4 separate regions of the Mus musculus genome follow, and all the other regions are linked to region 2. The links are chromatin loops, found by intact Hi-C in ENCODE. Cell type or tissue: heart. All regions are shown on one strand.

What was found. Hi-C counts contacts between places; a loop is a spot of excess contacts. Peaks named below come from ENCODE experiments on the same cell type or tissue, not always from the same donor. Only the 100,000 strongest peaks of a DNase experiment are listed, where the experiment ranks them.
Region 1: it touches region 2 in a loop (7-fold over the local background); 29 of 42 quality-filtered maps call a loop at or near these places.
Region 3: a loop joins it to region 2, with 10 times the contacts of the local background. A loop is called at or near these places in 24 of 42 quality-filtered maps.
Region 4: a loop joins it to region 2, with 2.4 times the contacts of the local background. A loop is called at or near these places in 2 of 42 quality-filtered maps.

The regions. Positions count from the first base shown.
Region 1 is chr1:86,530,890-86,534,889 of GRCm38, forward strand. No RefSeq gene overlaps it. Among named protein-coding and RNA genes, the nearest start is that of Ptma, 6.3 kb to the left of the region's middle. In heart, CTCF peaks have their summits at 1,665 (motif pointing left) and 3,028 (motif pointing right); a DNase peak (open chromatin) is centred at 1,682; H3K4me3 peaks cover 1,104 bases; H3K27ac peaks cover 1,349 bases.
Region 2 is chr1:86,438,479-86,442,478 of GRCm38, forward strand. It overlaps Gm32700 (a long non-coding RNA gene), which reads right to left and starts at 3,047. Exons shown (of 2, transcript XR_387214.2): 1 at 2,642-3,047. In heart, CTCF peaks have their summits at 231 (motif pointing left), 1,189 and 2,182 (motif pointing right); DNase peaks (open chromatin) are centred at 1,413, 2,213, 3,233 and 3,663; H3K4me3 peaks cover 2,885 bases; H3K27ac peaks cover 3,690 bases.
Region 3 is chr1:86,499,458-86,503,457 of GRCm38, forward strand. No RefSeq gene overlaps it. Among named protein-coding and RNA genes, the nearest start is that of Ptma, 25 kb to the right of the region's middle. In heart, CTCF peaks have their summits at 643 (motif pointing left), 1,711 (motif pointing right) and 2,331 (motif pointing right); DNase peaks (open chromatin) are centred at 644, 1,914, 2,314 and 3,004; H3K4me3 peaks cover 755 bases; H3K27ac peaks cover 2,510 bases.
Region 4 is chr1:86,580,248-86,584,247 of GRCm38, forward strand. It overlaps Pde6d (phosphodiesterase 6D, cGMP-specific, rod, delta), which reads right to left and starts at 2,538. Exons shown (of 5, transcript NM_008801.3): 1 at 2,053-2,538. The coding sequence starts at 2,102. It overlaps Cops7b (COP9 signalosome subunit 7B), which reads left to right and starts at 2,674. Exons shown (of 8, transcript NM_172974.3): 1 at 2,674-2,849. In heart, no CTCF peak of the experiment used is centred here; a DNase peak (open chromatin) is centred at 2,344; H3K4me3 peaks cover 2,077 bases; H3K27ac peaks cover 1,816 bases.

The DNA of each region.
Region 1 (4,000 bases), 92 kb after region 2:
GGGCATTGGGAGAGGTTCTTTACTGTTGTGACACCAACATTTCTTCCTGAGACTTAGGCCACTAGTCCCAGGCATAAACTGGAGAGATGTGCTGTACACAGAGCCCTTGGTGGCACAGGCCAAGTCATCTTGTTCCAAGTTGTGAGTCTTCTGGCTGCTGTCCATGTAATTAGTATACTGTTTAGTGGCTCCTAGTGTTAGCTCGCCTGCCAAGCCTGTAGGTCCTGAAGGGTCTATGCCCATGACTAACCTGGGCAAGCTCTAGCTTTACAGTGACTGTTCAAGTCCCTTACAGGCACTGCAGGAGGGTGGGCGACTTGTTCTTTAGAAGAGTAAGAAGAGCATCCTGTAGGGGTGCTTTGCTACCTTGAGGGGTTGGAGTCCAAGAATGTGAGTCCTTGAATGTGAATCGCTTTAGCTACTGAATCTAAAGGTTGGGGAGAGTTTACAGACTGGGCTGGCTGAATTTATGGAGAATGGGTTTTCCTAGTTTGCTCATGCCCAGGAATTTCAGGTATTGGTGGGTGGGTGAACTGCAGGGAATGGAGACTGAAGAACGTTGGCCACAGTTTTTTGATGAGTACTGAGTTACACAGGCAGTCTGGGCTGAGTTCCCAGGACCACAAAGATTATACCTAGGAGTAGAAACTAGTGAGCATTTAAAATTTAGCATGGCATTGCATATCTTTAACTGGGGGGCAGAGGTAGGATGCATTTTGAGGTGAGCTTGGTCTACAGTTCCGAGTTCTAGAACAACTAATGCTATACAGAAACCTGCCTCAAAAAACAACCAAACACAATCTCAGACCCTGGATCCCACTAAAGACGGGAAAGAAGTGGAACCTTCCCTGGGAAGGGAGATGGGGAAATGTGGAGTTGACGCAGTGCACAGGGAGAGCAAAGGCTGGAGAAGGGTGGGAGAGAAATGGGTTCATATACAAGGACCTGCCCCTGTTGTCTACCCCCTTATACCTGGAAGCCCCGACCTTTCCTCGTCTTCCCTCCTTGGTGCAGAGAGGACTTAGTGTGCTGTGGTTGTAACTTAGCTCTGCATATTGCCCGGGCTGTTCAAACTCCCGGATCAAAGTCTGGGGCTTCAGTAGAAATCTGGGCCTAATCATCTCTGTGCTGGCTCATCCCCGGACAGTCGGTCAACCTTGGGGTCAACCTTGGTATGTTCCCAGAAACACCTGGGTCTAGGAGTGGGCGGTCTCTAAAGCCGGGGAGGGGCTGTGAGCTCCACTTGTAACAGCTGTGCATGGAGCTAGTCGCGGCTAATCCTGTTTTCTGAGGCTGCAGCCCTGTGGACAATATAGACTTGGTAGCCATGTAAATAGGCAGCCAGTGAGTGAATCTTGTTGAGCCTTAATCTTCTGGAGAATGGGGACAATAGCATGAATGACTGTTGACTTCCTAGTATCCTGAGTCAGACACCCAGATCCTGAGCCTACATCCTATTCAAGCTGTTGAGTCCTTATTTCTCTAACGATTAGCTCTGGGAACTACCACCCTTATCGGAGTATACTTTCACCCGGTCCTTAGCCTAGCACACAATTAACTGCTTGGGGACATTTCCAAATTGTTTAGGGTCACCAAGATTCTACTGCTGGCTTTGCCGATACCCAGAAAGGGACTCTGGAAGATTCGTGAGCGATGGGCGCCCTCTGGTGGTTACAGGGCTGTAGAGACACAAGATTTGTTAGGCTTAGGAAAGAGCCCTTCAAAGGGCTGGGTCCAGGGGAGGAGCCTCTGTTGCTGTGGAGTTAGTGTCATTTCCTATGCTATCTCCTCAGGACAGCCAACCCCAAGGACCTGGTCCTTTATTTTTCTGGAGGGGAGACTTTCCCCAGACGTAAAGCTGAAGTCCCAAGAGGTACCTCTAGTATTATGGGTCCTGAGCGGCCCTCGGGGACCACAGGGGACCAACATCGCAATTACATGCCATGTTGCCAGCAGTGTACATGTGTGTACATTGCCCTCCTGGGGTCACCCCAACTTTATCTGGATTGTCAATACCTATGTCCTAGAAATGGGCCAGCCTTGCCTGCTTCACCTCTCTGTGGTCCCCTCCTGGTGGAATTTTTTTCTCATGGAGATAGAAGCCCTGTGCCCAGTTTTTTGTTTTTTGTTTAGTTTGGTTTTTTGTTTTGTTTTTGTTTTTTAGGTTTTTTTATTTATTATATGTAAATATGTCTTCAGCTACCCCAGAAGAAGGCATCAGATCTTATTACGGATGGTTGTGAGCCACCATGTGGTTGCTGGGATTTGAACTCAGGACCTTTGGAAGAGCAGTCAGTGCTCTTGACCGTTGAGCCATCTTTCCAACCCCCGTGCCCAGTTTTATTTGCGGCTTCTCTCAGTCTGGTCTGGTCTCACAGGCCTGGTCTCCTCTGACAAATGTATATAGCAGCCAAGTCCTGATACAGTGTATTCCAGTTTTGCACCAAGGCCAGCTTGTCTTCACCACAAGAATAGGGACAGCCAGGGAAGGGTGCAAGGCTGTCACCTGAGACCCTCCTCTCAGGATACCTTAGTCTTGGCTGCATTGTAGGAATTATAGATGTGTAGCTTGGGAAATAGCTGAAAGGGGTTAAGGCCATCTGATCCACTGTGCTCATGTACTGGGTGAATAGTATGCAAGTACATTACCCGGAGAATGCTGCCAGCTGGTGGCTGGTATGGATCCCATGAAGTTCTTAGCATAAGAGATCCAGCTTGGAGCATGCGTGCCCAGAGGCTCTTCGTCAGAACTGCTCCCATAGTAACAAGGAATGCCAGCTGGTCACTTGAGACACTCCATCCTTTCGGTGAGAACCGCCTGAAATAGTGTTTGCTTTCCCTCCTGGAGAAGGTTCCTCCTATAACTGTCAGGCCAGATAGAGGTAGAACATTAGACTTTAGACTTAGACTTGGTCCTGTCTGGACTGAGTGATTCAATGTTGGCACATGACCCAAGACACGGAGGGAGCCCTGGTATATATACAGATGTTTTGCCTGTATATTTGTCTGTAGTACCTCTAGAGGCCAGAAGAGGGCATTAGATTATCCCAGAACTGGAGTTACAGATGGTTGTGAGCAGAAGTGTGGGTGCTGAGAATCCCAGCCCTCTGGAAAAGCAGCAGCCAGTGCTCTTAAGTACTGAGCCATCTCTTCAGACCTAATGTATTCATTTTTTTAAGAGTTGTTTTTTTTTAAGATTTATTTATTTATTATATGTAAGTACATTGCAGCTATCAGACACTCCAGAAGAGGGAGTCAGATCTCATTACGGATGGTTGTGAGCCACCATGTGGTTGCTGGGATTTGAACTCAGGACCTTCAGAAGACCAGTCGGGTGCTCTTACCCACTGAGCCATCTCACCAGCCCTAATGTATTCATTTTTAAGCAGTTATTTTTATTTTATTCTTTCTTCAAAAATATTGGGTTTTTTTGTTTTTGTTTGTTTGTTTGTTTGTTTTTTGTTTTGTTTTTTGTTTTTTTTTTTTTCGAGACAGGGTTTCTCTGTGTAGTCCTGGCTGCCCTGGAACTCACTTTGTAGACCAGGCTGGCCTCAAACTCAGAAATCTGCCTGCCTCTGCCTCCCGATTTTTTTTTTTTTCCTTTTAAAAAAGCTGGGCTACTGCCTTTAATCCCAGAACTATGGAGGCAGAGAAAGTGGAATACTGATTTCTAGGCCAGCCTGGACTACAGAGTGACTTCCAGGACAGCCAGAGCTACACAGAGGAAACCCTGTCTTGAAAAACAAACAACAGCCAGGCGGTGGTGGCACACGCCTTTAATCCCAGCACTTGGGAGGCAGAGGCAGGTGGATTTCTGAGTTTGAGGCCAGCCTGGTCTACAGAGTGAGTTCCAGGACAGCCAGGGCTACACAGAGAAACCCTGTCTCGAAAAAAAAAAAAAAAAAAGAAAGAAAGAAAAACAAGCAACAATATCAAAAAAGACAGACAAAGGCTGCTTGAGAAAGGCAACACAAGGTAAGGTAGAGGACATTTTCTCTGG
Region 2 (4,000 bases):
GGGAGAGGAAGGTGGATCTCTGTGAGTTTGAGGCCAGCCTGGTCTACATAGCAAATTCCACACCAACTGCAGACATCGATCTCAAAAACAAAAAAGAGGTAGAGAGATGGGTCAGCAGTTAAGAGCACTGGCTGCTTTTCCAGAGGGCCCTGTTTCCATGTACAGCATACATGATGGTTCGCAACTGTCTGAAACTCCATTTGTTTCATGGGATCTGATGCCCTCTTCTGGCCTCTGTGGGAGTCAGGTACCCATATGGTACACAGGCATAGACATGCAGGCAAAACACCAACACATAGAAAGGAAGGGGACCAAGGAGATGATTCAGCTGGTAAAAATCATTTGGCAACCTAAGTGTGATCTCCAGAACCCATAGAAAAAGCTGGATGGGGTGGCTTGAATCTGTAATTCCAGCCCTCCTGCTGGGAGATGGGAGGTGGTACAGTATCTCTCATCAAAGGAAAGCTCACATCCAAAGGGCAGGGGCAAAAACAAGACAGACATTGCCTCAAAAGCAAGGTGGAAGCCCAGGTATGGTGGCACAGGCCTTTAATACTCAGAAGAGGCAAGAAGATCTCTGAGTTCCAGGCCAGCCAAGACTACAACAGACCCTGTCTCCAAGCAGCATCAGGGGCTCTGGAGGACAGAGCTGCTCAAGGGCCCCAGAGAAAACCACCACCGTCCAACAGATGTAGGAATCGGGGCAAAAGGCAAGTCGCCCTTGAGCTAAGCTAGAGCAAGATTTTGATTGGGAGTAGAAGATACATCCCAAGCTAAAACAAGGATGGGAAGGAAGACGCAGACAGAGGACCAAAGGGCTGAAACGGAGTCCTTGGATACAGTGAAAATTGGACTTAGAGGTTATAAGAAACACCAGGAGGCTCTACCAGGGACTGTCCACCACAGCTGAATTAGGACAGGTGAGTCTTTTGAGAGAAGGACTTTGCCTCCTCCTAGCTGAGGGACTCTGGTCCAGTTATTTAGCTCTTGAAGCTTCCAGCTTGTGTCCTCTACAAAGTGTGGATAATGGCAGAGGTACCTAAAGAATCTTGGGATGAATCATTGAGATAGCACTCACTTAGTGGAGGGTTATTACAGAGTTACTGCGAGGAGCAACTAGGAAATGTTAACGGTGATGATTCTGTTGGATCTACCAGCAGGAAGCGCTGAAGGCTTCCCTCCAAGGTAGAGGGATGAATACCGCAGAAGTGCTGAGAATGGGCAGATGGCCAGAGGCCACAGGCAGATAGGAAACTATTTTATCCAGGCAAGCAGAGGAGGGCAGCTGTTTTTAGAACCAAAGGGATACAAGAATCCAGATAGCTCTGAGCTTTCTAGCCTGGGAGAGTTATCTGAGAGAGATGGGCTATGGGAAGTGACTGGCTAGCTGATGAGGTGGGGGCAGGGACAGCCAAGCAGGAGAGGGACAGGAGCAGAATCAGGAGGAAAGGCTCAATTACAGAGGTGTTTGGGGCAACAGGGAGATGTTCTCAGCGTGAAGCAGGGGTGGGGGAGGCAGAGGTTGGGCCTTGAACGCACACAGTGGAATCAGCTGGCAAATCTCCCTCGAGAGTGGCAATCACCCTGAGTCTGACTCCGAAGTGACTCACCACTCACAGAAAGGAGGCATAATCACTTAGGCTAAACCCTACTAGGTGCTTTAGGTGTGTCTGACACTGTGGCAAGCCATTACAAGCATTTAGTGTTCAAAAGCCCTAGATACTGTTACCATCTAAATCCCATACAGTAGACTGGAGAAGTCAGAATCAATAAGGCTGACGTTAGTCCAGAACTTGAGCAGGTACAGAGATCTGGGTTTCTTTCTGTTCTGATTGGCTGACGCCTGTCCTACTGGTTATTCAGTGTTTTGAACGTTGCCTTGGTTACACAGCTGGATGAAGGCGGTAGAATCCAAACCACCCCTGAACAAGACAAAATGATTCCCTGTCTTATTGCCGTCCCGCCCAGAGGCAGCAACCTTTGTAAACTGTAAAGCCCATTATAAATAGCAAGTTCACTGATCTTGGTGACGCTGCTCTGGGGAGCCAGCATTCTTTCGGTCTGCTCGAGAGAAAACCGAGGCACAAGGGACGTGGTCAATGGAGCCCTACTGTGCTTGAAGCCCTCCAGCATTCACGCATGAGGTTAGCTTTGGCCTCTCTTCAGGGACTGAGTAGACCCTACTATAACTGTCCAGCAGAGGGCGCTACTCCCCTAGCCTTTCCTTCTACTGGCTACACTAACCGCAACTCCACGCCAAACACACTCCCGCCCTTGCACAGAAGAAACCGGAATGGGGGAGGAGGCGGCCCCTAGGACTTTGAGGAGTGATCAGGGAAGAGCCATGGAAGTGAGAATTATTGATCCCTGTCCCAATGAGAGGTAAAGCAGGGCCAAAGGAAAACTGACACCCGCTTTCAGTACCATAAACGCTGGACCCATTTTACTGATGAGTAATTTGAGACTGGACAAAATTAGTTTACACAGGAGGCACGAGAGCGCGCGTACGTGAGACAGAGACAAAAGACAGAGAGCGAATATGAGAATACGGGATACGCTAGGTCAGTTTCAAAGACGGGGGGGGGGGGCTTTGGGGAGAGAACACCAAGAAGGTCAGTTTCAAAGATCACAAGTAAATTACCAACTCGCTGGATCCGATGGGGTCGGGTGCACCTGTCTGTTTCTGTGGTACTGGACCATGAACTGACCAGACAGTCTTCCCGAGAGTGGAGTCTGACCGCAAAACAACTGCAGCCTCTTTTTGTTATTTGATTAGTTTGGGGGGGTTGAGTTTGTTTGTTTTGTTTTGTTTTTTAAGACGAGGTCTCTTGCAGCCTAAGCTAGGCTCAGGCTTTGTCAGGAAGGCTGGCTTTGAATTCCTCGATCCCCCTGCACCCCAAGGTCTGAGATAACGAACCACTACCCAGTTGTTTTTTAATTAAATGTTTTGAAGCCCTGAGTTCCTACTTCTATATCCTCTGCCTCCCAGGAACCGCCCCCTCCTCCTACACACACACACACACACACACACACACACGCACACACCCTCCTCCTACATGCGCGCGCGCGCACACACACACACACACCCTCCTCCTATACACACACACACACACACACACACACACACACACACACGCAGCTTCACTTAGGCAAATCATGGGTTTCTCTGCTTCTAGAAGCAGACTCTAGGCCACCATAGCCACGTGCTGTTGTGTGACCCTTTCTTCCTTCACCCCCCACCCCGCCCAGCGCCCTCACCCCATAATAGGCAGAGGCAGCAGCACAAATAAACAAGAGGACATATATGAACCGAGACCAGTCTCTGCCACCTCCCACCACCGAGTTCAGTTCCTCCATTAAAAAAAAAAAAAAATCCAAATTGGAAAAGGTTTGAGAGTCAACGGGTCCATCTTACACCAACACTTTTCTTTTCTATGGGAGAGGAGGGGTGGTTGTTGGGGCGCTGCCTCTCCAGATCTCAGCCAAATTTACAAGACCAGACTAGGCTGGGCAGCGGCCGGCACGAGAGGGAAACTCTAGCCCGGAGGCGGGAACTGGGCACGTCCCGCTGTGGGAGGCCCGGAGCCGGCATCTCTAAAATTGGGGGGTGGAGGGGGGTGCACTAAAAATCGCTTCTTCAAAGGCTCCCCACCCCCGCCTCCCGCATCTCTGAGGTTCCTGTGTCTAGCCGTGGCGCCCTAACGAGCCTCTTTCATTTCCTCCCTTCGGTCCAACCGTTTCCTTCCTTCTGCCCTGGGAGTTGTAGGCCGCTCGCGTGTCTGGGTGCACGTGCGTGTAAGTGATCATATGCATACTAGAGCGTGTGCGGGCGCGTCGCGCCAGTGCGGGGCCTGTGCGCGCCCCCCACGTGGCCGCTGCGACCCGCTGCTGCGGTTTCGTCCACCCATCAAGAGGCCATGCGCAAGGCCCCGCATGTACCAGCCGGGTACACATCGTGAGCCCGCGGTGCGTGGCGGTACCCGGAGCGTGGTGACTCCGG
Region 3 (4,000 bases), 61 kb after region 2:
TGAAATGGTGTTTGGGATAGAAAATCCAGGGCCTTGCACATGCTAGGCAAGCCCTCTACCTGGGTCCTGTTTTGTTTTGTTTTGTTTTGTTTTGTTTTGTTTTGTTTTGAGACTGGGTCTCATGTTGTCCAAGCTGACCTCATACTATGTAGCTGAAGATGACCTTAAACTTCTGATTATCTTGCCACCACCTCCCAAATGCTGAGACTATATAGACCTGTTCTACAGGTCCAGATTATGTGGTACTAGGGAGTCAAACTCAGACCTGCATTTAAACACTTTACTAACTAAGCTGTATCTCCGGGTCTCTACCTAGGACTTTTGAGACAGGATCTTAGTGATTCCTTCAATCATCTTAATGGCAGTACAAGGCCAAAGAACCAAGGGTGAGCTCCTCAGAGCTTCAGGAATCTGGGGGTCCCAGCCTCATTGAATTTCTCTCCCTGATCACATTTAGAGGTGCTTGCTGCATGTTCTTTGTGATGCCAAGGCTCCCAAGAAAGTCACCCTTCTCAGGCCTGGTTCTTGCTAGGTATCCTCATTCAGAGTCTCGTATGTAGGGGCTGACAACAGATGGGTTCCTGTTTCCACACACCCCTCTTCCACTCCTCTGACTGAAGGGGACAGAGGGCTCCCCCAGGTGGCCAAATATGCCAAGGCTGGAAGCTGGAGAGAACTTGCTTCAGACTTCTGGCCCCTTCACTCCCCTAAGTACCTGGGCTTACCCAGAGCAGCTTGGATATTAGGAAGTCAAGTCTGTGTTTGTTGTCTGCATGGAGCAAAGGAGACAGCAACCCAGGAACTGTACATCGTTCTCAGCTCGGGAAACTGCTGCTAGTCCCAGAGCTGCAGGAATCGGTCTTATATGTGGCTATGGGTCACAGGACACAGAGACATGAGCATGGGAAGCACAGGGCAGAGCCCAGTGAGAATGGCCACGTTCAACCCAAGGCTCTCATCCTTCATTCTTATGTTTTTGGGGATTAAACCCCAGGTCTCACACATACTAGGCAAATACATTTCCACTGCACTGTATCTCTAGACCTTTTTAATGACTGTAGAGACAGGGTCTTGAATTAGTGATCCTTGTATAGTCCAGTTTTGAATCAGTGATCCTTCTGACTCAGACTCCCAAGTACCTAGGATTACTGGCCTGTACTAGCTCTAGGCTCAGCTCTTTTCCTTCCTTCCTTCCTTCCTTCCTTCCTTCCTTCCTTCCTTCCTTCCTTCCTTCCTTCTTCTATTTATTTATTTATTTTTATTCACGCTATTTTCTAGGCTGACCTGGCCTGGAATTCACTTTGTAACCCAGGCTGACCTTGAACTCCAGATCCTCTTACCTCAGCCTCCCAAGTGCTGGGATCAGAGGCATGTACCACCCACCACACCTGGCTCGACTTCCAGGAGACATGCACTCTGGTTTCTCCAACTAGCAAGTGAGGCAGCAGATAAAAGCAGTTGAACTCCTTGTCTAAGAACTCCCAGAACCTGGCTCAGGCTTCCCTTCACGGCAGCTTACTATCAATCACGGGCAAACAGACTAAACAACCAGGAGACTGGGCAGATGTCTAAACTCACAAATAAGGGCATATGCCTTGAACTCCCTATCCTGGGAGCATGTCCAGCAGGTGCCCAGGAGGAATAGAGTGTGAACAATGACAGGCCAGTCACATCTAACACATGGTACCTATGGACTGTGAGGGTAAGGGAGAAAGCCAGCCTCCGTCTGTCACCAGCAGGGGGCGGGCAAGAAGATTTAGGACTTAGGTGTTGGTCTTCCTAGACCCCCTAGAACCAATGGCAATCTATTGGATCTGTTCCAGTGACAGGCTTGCAGGCCTCATTCAGCTTCCTGGCAGGGCAGGCAGGCCTCAGCATTCTCAGACTCAGGTTCCTGCCTGGTAACAGGCTCAGAGGCTGGGGACAGACACATGGATGCTGGCTTGATCACACACAGCTCCACCCACACGAACATCTTCTGAAGGCGGAATCTGCTGCTGCCATCTGTTCCGTGCAGACACAGTTGAACACTTGGCCTCCTGTGCACGGGGAACAGTTCACACAAGTACATATGTGCACAAGTGTGCCTGTGTCACACACACACACACACACACACACACACACACACACACACACACACTAAAGGGGATCTTGGTGAAAAGGGAGGTGAAAAGCCATGCTGATCCAAGAGCCTGTAGGGCCACAGCTCTGGAATCTCCCTCCTCTAGAGTGGCAGACTGCCAGGTAACCTCCTACCTTCCCTACCCTGAGGCTGTCTTCTGAACTCAGTCTGAAGATTGCTAAGGCCTGCAATGCCCAAAATGACCACCAGGGGGCGGTTGAGCATTGAAAAAATCCGGCCAGTTCAGCCTCCATCCAAAAACCTTACTCCACTAGACATGTCTAAAAGCGCACTAACCCCAATGTTGTGACAGAGAAGGAAGGTGGAGGAGGAAAGATGGCTAGGAGGCTGAGGGAAGCACATACGTACAGACTGGAGACATTGACAGACTCGAGACCTTCATTTTAGGTATTTTGAAATAGTCTTTTTTAGTCCATCCTGGCTTCAAGGATCCTGGTCCTCCGATCTCTGCCATCTAAATGCTTGGATCACAGGAGTGCACCTCAGCGCACAGTTCAGAGCATTTTATTAGAGAAGGGACAAGATATAGTTTTCATTTCATCCTGGCTACAGTGTGTGTTAGGTAATGTTGGTGCTCAAGACATGGTTCAATAATAATCCCGTGGCACCTGGGAGGAGAGAGCCTTGAGAAGCTAGGGGAGGCAAACTGGAGGGACGTGGGGGGGGGGGGGGGGGGAAGACGGGCATTTCTGCCAGAGCTTAGAGGCGGAAGGAGAGCGGAGAGCGCTGCGGGTGGGGTAGGGGCGTGATGTGTGCAGCGTCTAGACCTGTCATCCGGGCACCCTGGAAAGAGCCCCTTCCCTCTGCCCCACCACTTAACCTAGAGGGCATGGAAATGGTGTGAGGAGCCCAAACCCCGGCTTCCTTCTGTTAGGGTTGAGGGGCTCAGGGATTATTCATGGGACTTGGCTTAGTTCTTACTGGCACCCTCTCCCTCTGAGATAGGTCAGGCGCTGAGGCCCACCCTGGCTGGCTGGCTGGCTGCTGGGCTCTGGCTCCTCGCATGCGTCTGGGCTCTGGTAACCTATGCATACTTGAGCACATTGCAGGCTTTCCCTTTAACAAAGATCCCTCCTCAGGATCCCACTTAATCTTCACAGCAGCCTGGAACACAACCCCACATCTCACTCACAGCTGAGGAACCACAGCCTTAAGGGGCTTGTGTGTGGCTAGACAGGCATACACATCTTATGCATGGAGTAGCCCTGGGGTTTAAAAAGAGCCTATTTGCTCTTACCCTCTTGCTCCCTCCCTCCCCATTCCCTTCCCCCCTCAGCACGTGGTCACGGCAAGCCTCTACTATTCTACTCTCTCCTCTGCCTCTACTAGCCTTTTAACTCCCCTCCGATGACCTGAATAAACTCTATTCTATACCAAAAAAAAAAAAAAAAAAGGCGTATTTTTTACAAATATTTACACACACACACCCACTATAGAGACCATGTTTAGAGGACAATTTCTGAGTTCTCTAACTTCATTATATGAGTGAGTCCTGGGGATCTAACTCACCAATTTGAGTCTCCCTGGCCTTCTCTTTCTTCAAGGAGTTTTGGTATAAAGTTCCTCCCCGACCGACCTCCACCCCTGCACCATCAGGCCCTTGGTGGCCAGCTGTGGAGAAACTGCCTGCCTCTAGTGGATTATGATCCCTGTACAAGAGGACTCTAGAGGACTGGTCACCAAGCCTGCAAGGTACCCTGACCTGAGTCCAGTTTTAGGTTCCTACCGGGAAGGGGGGGATGGTGTACGGGGAGAAGAGGGGAACCAGCAAGACCGGGCCCTGGGGCTCTTGAAGGATGGGGGTGGAATGGGACGTGCCTGGGCAGACGAAGTGGGGACAAAGAGGGCCCCAGCACA
Region 4 (4,000 bases), 140 kb after region 2:
TTATCTCAACAGGTTCATGTCAAGAGTAAAAGTGACAAAATCCACAGTTTCCTGCTATATTCGTTTATCCCAAGCAGACAGGGAACTACAGAAGAGTCTGTTACTAAACTTCACTATGGAAAGCCACTGAGGGTTTATCCTGAATGTCAGTGTGTAAGGAGATACAGCCTTCTGTGTTTACAAAGCACAGCAGGGCGACTCACTTTCCAATCCCTGCCAGTTGCAGAGAGCTGTTTCTTCACTTCTCAACGCACCCTACTTGCTCACACTCAAAAACAAACCCCACAAAACCTCGGTATAGTTTTTACTTGAAGGGTTTTCCTTTTGCACCCAAAACTTCCTGGGTTGGTTTTTCCCCTTGGGGCCACAGAAACCCATGACCCCGTTTATGCTTCCAGTCTATCCGTTCACCACTGTTCACACAGTGGTACGTGGTTCTTGTGGTGTTGTTTTTGATTCATTCTTTTTTTGGAGTCAGCCTAGATTGGTCTTGAACACATGACAATCTCTTGCTTCAGTCACCAAGTGCTGGGGTTATAACCATGATTTAATCATGCCTTGTATGAATTCTAGAATTTACGTTCACCTTAGTTTCTAACCATAGCCAAGCAATTAGATATTGGAAGATGTGAAACAGGTCTTGAGACAATGCAACAGGTTGTTCAGAGAACCAGTTTAGGGAAGCCTAAACCTCCAGAGGCAGGAGCTGGGTAAATGATGGTTACATCCCACAAAGGGAGGCACTTAGGAATATTCCATATTGTACAGCAGAGATTAAGGTCAACAGAATGTAAAACTGGAATATATTTCATCTGCATTTTATGGTGACAAATAGTCCATCAAAACACACAGCTTCTAGCTGAAGGTGCTGGCCACACCCTGAGTTCTAACAGTTCCAGCACTCAGGAGGCAGAGACAGGTAGACAGCCTGGTCTACACATCAAGTTCTGGGTCAGCCAGAGCTACACTGTATGACCCTGTCTCCAAAATAAAACAAACGCTTCGAAGTTTTCTCTCTCTATATAAAGAGGTTGCAAAAGTCACAGTGTAGCTACAACAGGCCTGAAGCAATGGTTTCTTTTCCTCCTCTGGCTTCTCACTTTCTTCCTTTTTGAAGCAGGGTCTCCTATAACTAAGGCTGGTCTTGAACTCTATGAAACTCTGAGGATGACCTGAATTCTGGATCCCCCTGCTTCCATCTCCCAAGTACTGGGATCACAGGCATTCAACACCAAGTCCACCGAAACAACGAATTCTGATATCATATGGTGTCCTCAACACAATCAAGTAATTGTGAACAGCTTCACCATAATAAAGCGTTAACCTCAGCAATGCCAAAGATAATTTTGCCGGGAGTCGGTTCAAAACCAAAGTACCTCATGCATCTCACACACCTCCTATTTCTCATCTCGCTGGAAAGAGAACTTGAGATGTTAATGCTCCAAAGGCCAACAAAGTGTTAAGATGGGGTCCGTCTTTAATTTCTCTTTCCCCACCTCTCCACTACTCCAGCCCTATAAGAAGCCACAAGTGAGGAAGAAAAGTTGTGAAAACAAGACGGATGTGTGTGTGGTGGGGTGGGATGGGGTACATTATCCCCCACATACAAGGTCACTTGCTTGGAGTCACTTTCTCCTGCTCCCACCCTGGGCTTCCCGCCAAAGTCGCTCCTAGGCAGGCTAGGAGGCCAGCTTGCTGCACTCCCTCAGCCTCTGCGTGGGGACTGCAGCCCCCTTCTGGCCTCCCGGCCTTCAGGACCCTAATTTCAAATGGGAACTCTTCTCGCAGTAGCCAGGTCCCGGGGCTCCTCCACCTCCATCCTCCCCCCCGCCCCCCCCCCCCCCCAGGCTCCATCAACGTCCCCTTTCTCCCTCAGGGTGCCCCTGTGCCTGCCTCCCGTTCGCGGTCCCTCCCGGGGGCCCGGCACACAGTTCCTTTCCTGCCCCTTCTCGTAGCCCTTCTTCCCCGGTGCCCACCTGACGCCCCTGCCAAAGCCTGGCTCCTTAGAGCCACGGCCTCCTCCCAGCCCCGCCCCTGCTCCCGGGCGGATACAGTTTGAAGCCTCTCAGGATATCCCTGGCCCGCTCGTCCTTGGCTGACATGATGCGGCGCCTGCCGCCCGCGGCCCTCCCACGCTGGCTCCGCGGGGCCTCGCAGACGGTACCCAGGAACCGAGGACAGCCGCAGCCCGGCCGGACACCTCAGGTGAACAGCGGTGGCGGCCAGACCCGAACCGGCCTCTCCCTCCCCTCAGCTCCCGCTCCTGATCCCTTCTCCTTCCCTCTAGTCGTGGAGCTCCCGCCTTGAAACCAATGACAAGCCAGCCTTGGCGATTGGCATCTTGAGTAGCCAATAGCAACGCTCAGCGGCTTCGCTCGGGGACGGAGAGCGTCAGTGGGAAAGGCCCTCTTGGAGAGTCCCGGAGGACAGAATTTTCTTTCGTGTTGTTGCCTAGAGTTTGTCCCAGAGGAGCGATGGCTTGAAATCTTCAGAGGCGTTTGAGATGCCTGCTCTTGTTGCCGGGCACACTAGTGGTCTGAGACTATGGCAGGCTGCACTGTACAAGGTGGCAGAAACTACATTTCCCAGCATCCCAGAGAGCACAGGCGATCCCAGCGCACCATTAGAGGCCAGGGACTACAAGTCCCAGCATACTATGCGCTCCATCTTTTTAACTTGGGTTCCAGTGTGCCGAGCAGTGTGCACATATTTGAAATCCTCCTATGGGGTTGGTTTCTGAATCCTGTTACTTGAAACCCAGCAGGAAGGTCTTCTTTTACCCCGGAGACGTGACAACCCACCGACAGTTAACTTCTGTTTACATGGAACTCAGGAGTCTGCAAACCATGGTAAGACTGCAAACCACCAACAAAACCACATATTAAGCCACGAGAGATAACAGAACAAAATGACCTCCTCAAATAGTGTTAGTTTATTAGTCTGGAGTTCATTTTTACTTGTTTTGCAGGGTTTATGTTATATTTCTGCTTTGGACTGGGTGAGCTAAAGATTGTTTATACTCAATGTTAGTACAGGAAGACTTAAAAGATTTTGCCAATCCAATCTCTTTATCTTTTGTTTTTAAATATGAGGAAATAGAGACCCGGTGAGGCAGAGACTGGCCAGAGAGCACAGCAAATTGACACAGTTAAAATCTGGCTTTACATCTACTGACCTGTCATCTAGTATCTACACTACACTAGGGAGGTAATATTTTTAGAAGCATGGCAATGTGATTGTTTTTCTCCTTAATGAACAGTTTCTGAACTAGTGTTGAAACACCCAGAAAATAGGAAAGCATTTATTTCATGGATTTCCTGAAAGGAGCTGGTGTGACAGTCCTTTATCCTCAGACTAGATAGGTCTTGCTATTTTTATTTGCTTTTTTGACATTCAAGTTGACATTTAATGATTGTTTTTCCCCCAGAAAGTAGATAAAGTTGGTTTAACCCTCTGTTTCCTTGGAGACGCCTGTGTCCTTCCTCTGGCCTTCTTTCCTGTTCTTGTTCCCACTCCACCCATTTGATCACCCACCCATTTTGTTTGTTTTTCTTCCAAGTAACTCAACAAACCTTGTTTTGGTTTTTGGTTTTGGTTGGGTACTGAATTAAGTAAAAGATAGGCCACTGTTATTCAGAAGATACATAACTGATTAGGGAGATAAGGAGATTCAAGATGGAGTTGACAAGTGGCATAAAAGAAAAGATATCAGAATGCCACAGAGGATTACTTGTTGGCCTTTTAGTCAAGATCAAGTGGAGAATGCCTTAGAGGTTCTGGTGACGTGCCTTTAACAGCTGGCAAAACTTCATGGTGGAAATGACATTTGAACTTAAAGCAGTGGTTCTCAAACTGTGGGTCAAAAATCCCTTTGGCAAACCGCTATCTCCAAAAATGTTTACATTATGATCCATACAGTAGAAACATTACAGTTCTGAAGTAGCAATGAAAATTATTTTAGGGATGGGGGTCACCACAGCATGAGGAATTGGTTTTTTGT